Regions from separate parts of the Mus musculus genome. Here region 1 is linked to region 2. The links are chromatin loops, found by intact Hi-C in ENCODE. Cell type or tissue: gastrocnemius. All regions are shown on one strand.

Region 1 (2,500 bases), 550 kb before region 2:
GTAAAATGAAAAAAAACTTTAGACAAGATAATAGCCACAGCAAGAAACTATTCACTGTGGGCTGAGGGCTAATCTTTACCGAATGTTTAAATGAATCTCTGACCACCAACTTAGCGCTAAGGCTGAGTCACTTCAGCTCGGACCACACTGCTGATTTGGAACCATATGTGGCAATGGACAACTGAGAGAGGAGCCAGTTTCCATAGTAACTAGGTTACAGCCATGGTTCAGGTGTGCCCCCTAACATTCCATTTCCACACTTACCGATGAGTCCCTTGGTAGTGCTCGGCGTCACAGCTATGTGGGCAGGCATAGGGACAGGTTTGGCTTCCTCTGTAGTCACGGGCACCATGCTGCTGCTCTCTGCCTCAGCGGAGACATCCTTCCCACCCCTTCGCTTGATAGTGCCTGTGTCGCCTTCTGAGTCTTCTCCCCAGTAGCCCGTGGAAGACGCCCAGCTGGCCCGGGATTGGGCTTGTTCAAGACTCTCTCTACTTTGATTCTGTCTGTTATATTTTGTGCTATGATCAGAAAACATCATTTGGTCCATATGGCCACCGGAGGCCCATATACTTGCAGCATCCCCTGAATAGTCAAAGTGAGTGTGCCCAAATGGCAGTGTTTCCCAGCTTCTCTGGTGCTGAATGGTCTGTATGTTGTCATGGGAACCACTTGAGCATGATGTCCAGCTCCCACGACCGCTGTCAGCAGCATCGAGGGAAGCACGGTCCCCTTGGTCATGGGAAAGCTCCTCTGTGCTAGGAGAAGAGATGACCGTCGCTGCGGCATACAGGCCTCGGCTTTCAGACACTGGGGCATACGACCTATCCAGCAAAACACAGGAAAGGAAGATGTGAGGCTGTTAAACAAACACCCTTGTGCTGATGACAAGCTCTTGGTTTGAAGTCTAGGCTGGCCTTCAACTCATGAACCTCTTCCTCAGCCTAAGTGTTAGGATGATAGACATGAGCTGCCATGCCTATACAAATCTTTCCCCTTAGAAAGGCAGCTTTCTTCCACCCTAGAGAGGAAGAAAGTACTCTTGAATGGGATCAGAGATCTGCCATATTGCTCATTCATCTTACAAAGCAAACATGGGGAGGGAAGGACAGCCTGCTACAAAGAAGGGGCACTTACACTTTCCTTACAAGGTTCAGGGTGGCAGAATATACTCTGGTTACCCATGGAAGGCAGATCAGACAGAGACTGGACTGTGTCTACTACTGCTGCAGTCTTCCTCCAGAAGAAGGAAGGCCACAAGGAGTAAACACATTACAAAAGCAGACTGCACAACAAAAATAGCACGGCACTTACTCACAGACCCACAGAGAGAGACAGGAAAGATCGCAAGGAACAGACGCTTACCCTAAGCTGTATTGATCAGGCTCCATCAGGGTCCGCCGCTCCATCCTGCCCACACCTAGGTTGCTCTCCACAATGCTGACAGAATGCCTCTGGCGCCGTTCATCATGCAGAGAGACTGGCACCGAGTCAAAAGAAGAATTGCTGACAATACTGGATCGTGAAGAAATCTCACTGTGACCTGAATCTGAGAAATTATCCACGGTGCCACTGAGAGCCAGTGCATAACCTGAGTGAGAAAGGTAAATGTAGTAGTTAGATATTTTAAGCTTCAAAAACTAAACAGGTCCACCAAATGGGCAAAAACTGTAAGTTGACAATGAAATGGGGGTTTATTCAAGAAGGTATAAATACCTGAAGACTAAGAGATTCAAATTTTACTCTAATAAAGTGTAAGTTACTTATTCAATGGTGAGAAAAGTATCTATTGTTACGCACTCTTGGTAAAGATGAAGAAACTATGACGTGTCTCAACTACTCTTGCTTCCTTAGCTACAAACACACTGCTTAGTAAAGACTCAGCTGAGAACAGCTCAATGACTGAGCACTTGTCTGGCTTGTCTGAGGCATCAATTGCAATCTTAGCAGAGTAAGACAACACAAACAAAACTGGAAGCAAAACCTCCCACAACCAAACTCCATCAAGAAGAACCCATCAGTTTTAGAAGTATGGACCCAACTCTCAAACTGCTGACAGCAAGTGTCTTATTTTCTTTTTTTATTTTTCAAGATAGGGTTTCTCTGTATAGCCCTGGCTGTTCTAGAACTGGCTCTGTAGACCATTGGACTCAGATCCACCTGCCTCTGCCTCCCTAGTGCTGGGATTAAAGGTGTGCGCCACTGTGCCTGTCTGAGTGTCTTACTTTCAACAGATGTCAACAGATGTTTTGACTTTTCGAGAATGTCACCAAAGTCCACTAGGAAGTAGCCACACATTCTTTAGAGTTTAAGTGGAGACACGAATACAAGGATAAGACACGAAGAAGGTACTTTTGGATTCCTGTCATCTATTTTCTCAACATTAATATTGTATTAGCTGAATGACCTACAAGATAGCTGTTTTGAAGGATGTAGCATGCATTTCCTCAGCCCTGCTCTGGCTCAATACATGTTCATTTCCTGTCCTGAGAGGCTTCTT
Region 2 (2,500 bases):
AAGGAAAGAGCCTCCATAAGTATGTCTGTCCAAGGGCCAACCAACAGTGTGATCTACTCTTCCAGGTTTCCACTTCTTTTCATCAATAATCCATAACTAAAACCAAAAAACAAAGTCCATGAGGTCTTACAGTATTAATTATATTAATATTATGTAACATGTAATACTGTGTAATATTAATTACATGAAAGCGCACATGAAAGCGCACAAAAATTATTTTGTACACTAAAAAGTATTATAATCAAATGATTGCCTGTTAAACCAACATAAAGAAGTGGGTCACAAAAGTTATGAACCCATTAGCACTTCAAATGAAGAACTTCTTTTGTGGGAGTACAAAAAAAAAATTATTGAAAATTTTCTGTAGTACTGGCTACGTAAGCGCGCTCACTGTTGCAGGCATGGGGAAATCAATGGAGTAGCACAATTCAGATCTGTCAGTTTACCTCTCTTACTTCAGCCATCTCACAATGGGATCGTTGTTCACTGCAAGCTTTTTTTTTTTTTTTAATATTTTTATTAGGTATTTTCTTCATTACATTTCCAATGCTATCCCAAAAGTCCCCCATACCCTCCCCCCCACAATGCAAGCTTTTATTCACAAAATATTGAATTGTTTATTTATTTATTTATTTTTGCAATGCTGGAGATTGAAATCAGACCCTCATACATTTTAGGCAGCACTCTATGACATCCCAAGCCCTTTAAAATACATACATACATACATACATACATACATACATACATACATATATGCATGCATACATACATACATACATACATACATATGCTGGTCATGGTAGTGCAAAGATTTCTTAAAATGGTAGGCAGGAAGATTTCTTAAAATGCTTAAATTAGCTTGGGATGTAGCTCAAGTAGAATGTTTGCCTAACATATTCAAGGTCCTGAGTTTAATCCCTAGCACTGCAAACAAAGTTTAAAGGGTTAATAGAGTATAGAATAAATTAAGAAAATATACATTTAACTTTACTAAATTTTAGATCAATATACAGTGTCTATTTCCTGAAATATTTTCACATAATTTTGAATAAATAATTCTTTTTAAGATGTGGCCATTCTAAAAGCAACACATGAGACAGCCATAGAAGGGCAGGTTATGAAAAATATTAAGGTTCAAATATTTTCAAGTTTACAAGTTACTGTAGATGTAATTTTGGCAATCATTTGACCTGTTTAGTTTTAGTTATAAGGAACAGCTTAGATTAATGAAAAAAAAATGAAGTGTAAAATTAAATCAGCATTATAAACTACATGATAGTACAAATTAAATCCCATCATTTAAGATTAAAATTGTACAAGCAAACCAGGATACCTCCTTCAAACCAATTCCGTAAGTCTGTGCATCACAGCTGGCCCTCAGATCAAATTTCTTATAAAGCTGCTTGGCTAGGTGTCCATGGCAACCCTCTGCAAAGACTGTGACTTTGGCATGCAGTTCCAGTCCTCTCTCAAATGTTGTCTGAAGAGCAAAAACATGTTAAAAAACAACAATATTTGATAAACTAAACAATAATTTAGGTACACAAGACATGGTAGACCTATGTACTGGAAGGAAACTATCGGGACTGTCTATTATAAGTAGAATCTACATTTCCATCTCCGTACATTCCTGACTTTGCTTTTTCCATCAGAAGCAAAGGCCGTCCTCTTACTTATGAGTCATGAAAAGAAAATATGAATTAGATACCATAGAGAACCTAGTTACATCTTATCTCTGCCTCCTGAGTGCTGGGATCAAAGGCGTGCGCCATCACGCCCAGCTGTAATTTTTAAATGTGAGTGCTGTCTGCATGTACACATGCATGCCAGAAGAGGGTTTCAGATCAGCTGGGAATTGAACTCAGGACCTCTGGAAGAACAAGGCACCACTGCTCTTAACCGCTACGCCATCTCACCAGCCTAGTTACATTCATCCATTTAAGCATAGGTAGACTGCACTCAACATGTTATACTTGTGTTGAGCTCAAACTTGCCTCCGTTTTTTTTTTTTTTTTTTTTAAGCAACTGTAAAAAACAGTACTATTCTTAATTATATTCTAAAGCCCACATATTGTGCGGCTTATAGGAAGACCTAAACATTGAGCTTGAGTTGGTTCTTTTTGTTGAGAAAGGATCTTGTATGTAGGTAGCTTAGGCTGGTCTCGAACCTCAGCCTCAGCCTCTCATGTACTGGGACTGCAGATGGGCAGTGTGCCCTGCTAGCTCTTGTTCAGCACATAACTATTAAAAGGTATACCTTTGGTGCACCATCCTTTTGTATGCCTACATCATTAGTGGCGATTCCTTTTACACTACCATCTTCATGATAAAGGACCTAAAAATGATAAAAGTAAATTTATTATTATCTCAGATTCATATTAACTTTGACATATTTGAAATGATGATGATTACAGTTTATTTGTGAAGCAAGAAGGGGCCGGGGGAAGTAAAAAGCATAATCCTGAAGTTGAGAAATTGTACTATTCTGACATTCTCATTT

Evidence for each region. A loop is a pair of places that touch in the nucleus more often than their neighbours do. Peaks named below come from ENCODE experiments on the same cell type or tissue, not always from the same donor. Only the 100,000 strongest peaks of a DNase experiment are listed, where the experiment ranks them.
Region 1: a loop joins it to region 2, with 3 times the contacts of the local background. A loop is called at or near these places in 3 of 42 quality-filtered maps.

The regions. Positions count from the first base shown.
Region 1 is chr3:79,068,625-79,071,124 of GRCm38, forward strand. It overlaps Rapgef2 (Rap guanine nucleotide exchange factor (GEF) 2), which reads right to left. Exons shown (of 24, transcript NM_001310536.2): 21 at 1,366-1,591; 22 at 265-824. Among named protein-coding and RNA genes, the nearest start is that of Gm52609, 13 kb to the left of the region's middle. In gastrocnemius, no CTCF peak of the experiment used is centred here; a DNase peak (open chromatin) is centred at 1,449.
Region 2 is chr3:79,613,667-79,616,166 of GRCm38, forward strand. Etfdh (electron transferring flavoprotein, dehydrogenase) reads right to left here. Exons shown (of 13, transcript NM_025794.2): 6 at 2,258-2,335; 7 at 1,334-1,480; 8 at 1-96. Among named protein-coding and RNA genes, the nearest start is that of Etfdh, 14 kb to the right of the region's middle. In gastrocnemius, no CTCF peak of the experiment used is centred here; no DNase peak of the experiment used is centred here.